Linked DNA regions of Homo sapiens: region 2 is linked to region 1. A link is an interaction called in ENCODE POLR2A ChIA-PET data of the cell type or tissue named here. Cell type or tissue: OCI-LY7. All regions are shown on one strand.

Region 1 (4,000 bases):
GCTTTAGATCAAATGGACCTAACTGATGTTGCAGAACATTACATCCAACAGCAACAGAATATGGGTTCTTTTTAAGCACACACAGAACATTCTTCACGATAGATCATATCTTAGACCACAAGACAACTCTTACCAAAGTTAAGAAAACTGAAATCATATAAAGTACCATTTTCTGATCACAATGGTATGAAACTAGAAGTCAATAACAAGAGGAATTGTGGAAAGTTTACAAATACTTGGAAAGTAAACAACATTCTCCTGAACAACAAATAGGTCAATGAAGAAATTAAAAGAGAAATTGAAACAATATCTTGAGACAAACATGGAAACACAACATACCAAAACTTATGAAATGCCACAAACACAGTTTGAAGAGGAAAGTTTTAAGCAATGATTATTTACATCAAAAAAGAAGAAAGATATAAAATAAACAACTGTACACCTCCAGAAAATTTAAAAGCCAATTCTACCAAACATTTAAAGAAGAACTAATACCAATTCTTCAAAAATTTCCCAAAAAGTCAAAGAGGAGGGAATACTTTGACACTCCTTTTATGAGGCCACTATTACCTTGATTCCAAAGCCAGACAAAGATATCACAAGAAAAGAGTAATGAAGAATCATCTGAGAAACAAAGCAAAACTATCCAGTTATGTATAAGGAGGAAAAATCAGGCTGGCTTCAAACTCTTCACAGCAGTATTCAATACTGGCTTACACCTGTAATCCCAGCACTTGGGGAGGCCAAGGCAGGCAGATTGCTTGAGCCTAGGAATTTGAGACCAGCCTGGGCAACATGGCAAAACCTTATCTCTACTAAAAATACAAAAAGGCAGGACTCGGTGGCTCATGCCTGTAATACCAGCACTTTAGGAGGCTGAGGTGGGTGGATAACCTGAGGTCGGGAGTTCGAGAGTGGCCTGCCCAACATGGCCAAAGCCTGTCTCTATCAAACATACAAAAGATTAGCCAGGTGTGGTGGCAGGGCACCTGTAATCCCAGCTACTCGGGAGGCTGAGGGAGGAGAATTCCTTGAACCTGGGAGGCAGAGCTTGCAGTGAGCTGAGATCACGCCACTGCACTCCAGCCTGGGCAATAAGAGCAAAACTCTGTCTCAGAAAATAATAATAATAAAATAAATAAATAAATAAATAAAAATACAAAAAGTTAGCTGAGCGTAGTGGCACACACTTGTAGTCCCAGATACTTGGGAGCTGAGGTAGGCAAATCAAGTGAGCCCAGGAAGTCAAGGCTGCAGTGAGCCATGATCTTGCTCCTGCACTCCAGCCTGGGTGACAGGAGTGAGACTTTGTCTCAAAAAAAAAGATGGGTAACTACAGCAAAATGCTTACTGGGACATTTTGAATGTATCTAATTACAGACCTCAGACCAAAACAAACATGAGCAATACAGTAACAGGAGAGAATTTAAATGTTATATACCCTAACAATGAAGATACACTAATAACAGGAGGAGAGGTAAGGGGTAAATAACATTATTTAATGATGAAAAATCACATAAAAGAGGTATAAGCACATTTATTAGTACAAAGATATACCCCCCTCCACCAAAAAAAAATAATAATTTTAATTTGGTGGCAAGGAAGAAATAGAAGGAAATATTACACTAATTTATTTCTTAAAATAGAAAGCATTGATATTTACTTTAAAAGGTGAGAATATAAAATTATACATATAACACATATTTAAAATCTTATATTCTATAAATATAGCATTGTTGAGTTATATTTATAAAATTATAGAAAAATGCAAGTTCTCTTAACTGTCAGAAGACTTCTGCAAATAAGACAAGAAAATGGATCACATTGTTAATGATTTTTAAGCCCTAAAATATTCAAAATAACACACAAGGTAAATACCTAGAATTAAAGATATTATCATATCAATAAATGTAAGCTCATCTATTGAAAAAGAATTTTAGGTAGTAGCTCAAGATGGTTGTAGCCCACTGGTTCCAACTAAACAAGGACTGCACCCAGACTCACAAGAACTTGAAGTTTTCCTCTATTCTTTCTGCCTCCGAGAGAAGCCAGAGCTGGACTCACACAAGGATAAGAAAAAGAGCTCACTTATTTTTGTCTTATTTCAAATTACTTCTACCACAGGAAACTTGTCACTAATAAAGAGTTCCCAGAAAAGGATGTGCTGGAAGTAGTGAAGTTTTATAACACTGCATCTCCTGCGCAATTGCTAAGGAAAGGATACAGCACAATATGAACTGAACTTCACTAGGTTGTGTAAAGTATGTACACAGAATCCTGCAGAGGCATGGAAAAAACCTGACCCAGATGGCCTTCACCTGTCTGATTACTGGAAATGTAAACAGCTAATCAAGAATGGCGTTTTCTGTAAGTATGGAAATTATGACTAAAATAATTTTACCAATGTCATCGTCTTAAAACCTACCAAAAAGCAAAGATTCTTCAGGAGAGCAGATACCCAATATAGACTGAGAATGTAACACCAAAATTCCAGGGATCGAGAGAACCCTTCCACAGAGCGCATCTCTGAAGCTTGCTCCTGTGCCACAGCTGAATTAATAGTTGAAGCTAAGCCTACCAGTGGACAGCTGTTTTGGTTGCCACAAAGGAATTCCAACCCAAATCCAGGAAACCAAAAACAAACGACACTTCAGGCGGCAGAAACCCTTTCAAGTTTCTACTTGTGTTTTCTTAGCTAGTGTTGTAACAAAGCTTTACACCAGCAGCTGGTTTAGTTTGTCAGTTGAAGTTTTTACGGAAATTTAAATCAGACGAGGGCAAGATTTGGCCAAGTGATTTGCCTTGTTTTCACCCCCCAGTGAGCTATTTGCAGCTACTTGGTTTACTCTTTCTTTTTCTCTCTCTGTAATTAAACTAAAGTTTTGAATAAAAGATAGTGTACCCATATTTCTTATGAACAAATATCTATTTCAGGAAGAAAAAAAATGAGATGTAAAGGAAAGCAAAGACTGTTAAAATAGAGAAAAAAGCTTACTCTAATTATATGCTGTCTATACAAGACTCACTTTAGATCCAAAATGCAAATAAGTTGGAAGTGAAAGGATAGAAAAAGATATATATACCCTTCAAAATCAGTAATCAAGGAGAGCTGGGGTGGCTATGTTAATATCAGAAAAATAGGCTTTAAGACACAAGTTGTTACTAGAATTAGGCAAGGACATTTTATAATGAAAGGGTCAAAATGTCAAGAAGATATAATAATTATAAATATATATGCATGAAACAACAGAGCCCAAAACACATGAAGTGAAAACAGACAGAACTGAAGAGAGAAGAAGACAACAATAATGGAGCCTTCAATAGCCCACTTTCAACAAGGAATAGAACATCTAAACAGAAGTTCAATAAAAAAAAAAGAGGACTTAAACAATGCTATAAACTCACTAGACCTAACACATCTGTAGAACCCTCAGGATCAGATTATTCTGTATTATTTTCTTAACAATTACACAAGAGACCCAGAATAGCCAAAACAATCTTGAAAAATAAGAACAAAGTTGGAGGACTCATACCTTCCTATTTCAAAACTTGCTACGAAGCTACAGAAATCTAGATTGTATGGTACTGGCACAAGTATAGATCAATGAAATAAACTTGAAAGCCTAGAAAGAAATCTTCACCTCTAGGATTAAGTGATTTTGGACAAGTATGCTAAGCCCATTCAATCAGGGAAATAATAATCTTTCAACAAATTGTGCTGGACCAACATCCAATGCTAAAGAATGAAATTCCATTTTTTCCTCACCTCATATACAAAAATTATCTGACATAGATAAAAGACCTAAATATAAGGGTTATCATTATAAAAGTTTTAGAAAAAAACAGACGAAAAATTTGTGTCCTTGCATTATTCAATGGTTTCTTCAATATGACACCAAAAACATACTCAACCAAAGAAAAAAACTAGATAAATTAGACTTCATCAAAATTTAAAACATCTGTGCTTCAAAGAACACTATCAAGAAGGTTGAAAAGATAT
Region 2 (4,000 bases), 140 kb after region 1:
AGACTGGATTAAGAAAATGTGGCACATATACACCATGGAATACTATGCAGCCATAAAAAATGATGAGTTCGTGTCCTTTGTAGGGACATGGATGAAATTGGAAATCATCATTCTCAGTAAACTATCACAAGAACAAAAAACCAAACACGGCATATTCTCACTCATAGGTGGGAATTGAACAATGAGATCACATGGACACAGGAAGGGGAATATCACACTCTGGGGACTGTGGTGGGGTGGGGGGAGGGGGGAGGGATAGCATTGGGAGATATACCTAATGCTAGATGACGAGTTAGTGGGTGCAGCGCACCAGCATGGCACATGTATACATATGTAACTAACCTGCACAATGTGCACATGTACCCTAAAACTTAAAGTATAATAAAAAAATAAAAAAATAAATAAATAAATAAATAAAAAATAAGAGGAAAAAAAAATAAAAAAAATAAAAATGACAACCAGAAATATTTTCATGCTATATTTTAATACCACAATTATTGTCAACCTAAACATTTCCTGACCTGCTTTCCTTGATCAACATTTTTCATTATCAACAATTTCGTTTCAAAAGAGGGTACAAGCTGCTTAGGCGCAAGTGTGCGATTTTTTTTTTTTAAGAGATAGATCTCACTCCACTGTCCAGGCTGGAGTGCAGTGGTGCCATCATTAGCTCACTGTAACCTCAAACTCATGCTCAAGTGCTTCTCCAGCCTCAGCCTCCCAAGTAGCTGAAACTACAGGCATGCGCTACCATGCCTGGCTAATTTTTAATTTTTTTGTAGAAACAGCGTGTCACTATGTTGCTCAGGGCTGGTCTGAATTTCTGGCTTCAAGCAATCCTCCTGCCTCACCCTCTCAAAGCATTGAGATTACCCACACTGCAGCTGGGTGCATGAATCTTAACATGGAGGAAGCAGCCCAGCAATAGTGGTTACACATATGATCTTAGGAAGTGAAGAGATCTGGTTTAAATTTCAGTTCTGCTACTCACTAGGTTTACACGACCATCAGCAAATTACTTAATTTGTCTAATTCTCAGTTACATCATTGGTAAAACAAGGATAATAAATCCTTTACGTCAGAGGGGCATGTTAAGAATGAAATAAAATAATGTATAGAAAGCACTTAGCACAGAGCCAGGCACTTAAGTAGGAGCATGATGCACAGCAGCTATTCCTAGTTATAAATTACTTATATTGTAGGATAAAATTATCTACTGACACCTGTTGTCTTTAACTAACCTTTCTTCAACTATTAAAATAGCTTTTAGAGTAATGGTTCCAAGCACAGACTACAGTCAGACTGTCTGGGTTATAACCCAGGTCTGCTACGGACTAGCTATGTGGCCTCTAACCAAAGGAGGTTCCATGTTTGTAGAATGAAGGTGTGATGATAGCAACTACACCACATAAGGTATCATGAAGATTAAATGCACCCACATAGGTAAAAGCACCTAAAAAAAAGTGCATGGAAAACAGCAATTTCTCTTGGAATTTCAGAATTTTCAAGAAGCCATTTACTGCAATATTTCTTTAGTTGCAATTCAATACAATTCAATTCAATTCAATACATTTCAGTTGTATTGAATGGAAATACAATCATAGTGAAATCTTACTCAAGAATACTTTTGGTTTTTAATAAAGACAGTGGAATCCACTTGAATGGAAAAATGTATTCTTTATGACTCAGTATTTTCTTTTTCTCTGTAATTATGTGTCACTTTTTAGAGGTCTTACTGTCTTAATCTAATTATGCTTTGTGATAAATATTAGTAAAACAGACATTAGAATGGTAAATGCATAGGATGGCAGTTGAATATGTGCAGCTGTATTTCTTCAAGTCTGTTTGTCATATAAAAACAATTTCTAACCAATTACGTTTCAATTAGTTCCAGTCTGTTAAAAAATATTGAAAAACAAATTATTTTGCCCCAATTTAGGGATTTATCGATTTCCGCCACCTCTTTAAGTCCAGCAGGAAAGGAGGCAGATGCAGATTGCCATGTAGATTGAAATATTTGCCAACCAGGTTAGGAAGCTCGGATTGACAGTTATTGCTGGCCCAGCATCAGAGACATGGCTACCTTGCGGCAGCTCAAGTGTGAAAGTTCACTCCTTAGTTTGGCTTGGTTTAAAATAACGCCACCCTTCTCTTTTCAAAATAGCTTATTCTAGTCTCATGGGGCCTTTGCAGAACTGAAAGAGACTTGTACTTCCCCAGTAACAAGCGGGGAAGATGACTACCAGAGAGCTCTAAAAAATGTAGTTTTTCTGTTTTGGCCATCAAAAGAATGTCTCTTTGCATGCTCCCAGCATTTTTTTTTTTTTTAAGTTTCTGAGCTGTGACTTACTCGCAGGTAAAAACATAAGGGAATGAGAATCTCCACATTCTCTAAAGAAAGTTTAAAAGAATACTTGAACTGCCTCCAAAATGCCTCGTACAAATGAAGAGCGACTGTACTTGAGGAGCTTCAGGTCAAGGAGATCACCACCTTCGAAGGGATTCAGAAAAAGATGGCAAATAAAACCAGTGGGACTTGGGACTAAAACTTCTGCAACTATGAGTAACATTCAAATAAAGAGTTTTTAAAATTAAATTCCTTTTGAGATGATACAACAGCAACGGTTTTACTGAATTATGTTTTCATAAACATCACCCAGGAGAGGTAAACATGGTTTACTGTGTATCTAATGAATAAAAACATTTTGGTTAACAGGCCTATTTAATTATAATTTAGCATAAGGACCATACGCTAGTGAAAGAATACAATAAAAGGAATATAATGAATAAATGAGGTGGGTATTACCAAGATAACAAGGAAAAACCCTCCAGAAAAACTCAGCAATTAATCCTCTTATTAAATGAAAAGCCTTAACGAATAAGGTGAGGTTTGGGAAATAAAGATGATGTCTCTTAAGAGTGAGACTCTATTACTTTGTTGTTGTTGTTGTGGAAAAGAGAACAGATGTCACCGCTTTTCTACTCTACAGAAAAGGGTTTCCTGAGTCAGAAATTGGTGATATTCAAGGAGATAGAGTAAGATCCTGTTACAATATTGTTCCAACAACTTCACAGGCATATAGCAATAACACAGTCATCTTATCCCTGCACTTTGAATGGCTGCCTTGGTGTCACAGTGGTTGGCATCAGAACTGTGAGTGTTTTAACTAAACACTAAGCTACTCTTTGGGGTACATAAACAACTACACAGATTTAACTCAAGTTCTCAAGAGCTAGAATAGGAAAACACTTCCAGAGCTCCTAATTCATACCTGGAAGCCCATCAACAAAAAGGGAGAAGAGGTTTTACAATAGCCAGAGAATGCCTAGTCATTGAAATTACTTTCGCCGATATTCAACATGAAGCTCTCGGCCCAGAAGACCTCATGGGGCAAAAAACCAACTTCCCAAGGTTTACTAATTAACTTTTGTAATCTTTTAGAATGGTTGGCTCTAAATTGATTTTATTCTATTTGATGTGATAGTTTTGCAAAGCAAATAGATTTATATATGCTTTTAGCTTCATACTTTATGTTAGCTTGCTTTCCTATCTGTTTAACAGGGTACAGACTCGGCTTTCGGTGTGACTAGCAAAATTGGATTCGTGCTAAAAATATAAACCAGATTGATGTCTGCAATTCTTGCAACCGCTCTATGTAGTTCTCATAGTGGAAACACTGGTCTTACAACTTGAGAAGCCATTTTAATGGCCTATAATGAACTGAACAGACTGATTTCTGCCATTAGACCAGTTAAGCAGTGGGCATTTGCCTTGCAAGGTAATCTAAGCATTTGGCAGGCATTTTAAAGCTGCTTTATTGTGTTTCTGTGGCTGATGTTTAGCAGGCTTAAACAACATGGGAGCTCAAAACATTAAGTGATTTTTAATAGAGATAGTACCTAATTTAGAACACAATTATAAGCAGCTATAGAATAGATTTCATGAGAACAAGGCTATGTGGGATGGATGCCCGATGTTTCCCAACTAATAACACATTGT

What was found. Peaks named below come from ENCODE experiments on the same cell type or tissue, not always from the same donor. Only the 100,000 strongest peaks of a DNase experiment are listed, where the experiment ranks them.
Region 2: POLR2A ChIA-PET joins it to region 1 with 6 read pairs; 5 of 35 experiments call an interaction of 5 or more read pairs at or near these places.

Annotation. Positions count from the first base shown.
Region 1 is chr6:130,251,326-130,255,325 of GRCh38, reverse strand. It overlaps a transcript of SAMD3 not described here. Among named protein-coding and RNA genes, the nearest start is that of SAMD3, 30 kb to the right of the region's middle. In OCI-LY7, no CTCF peak of the experiment used is centred here; no DNase peak of the experiment used is centred here.
Region 2 is chr6:130,113,368-130,117,367 of GRCh38, reverse strand. All of the region lies in intron 19 of L3MBTL3 (L3MBTL histone methyl-lysine binding protein 3), which reads right to left. Among named protein-coding and RNA genes, the nearest start is that of L3MBTL3, 97 kb to the right of the region's middle. RefSeq lists an enhancer at 2,342-2,471. In OCI-LY7, no CTCF peak of the experiment used is centred here; DNase peaks (open chromatin) are centred at 907 and 2,147; H3K4me3 peaks cover 2,161 bases; H3K27ac peaks cover 2,651 bases.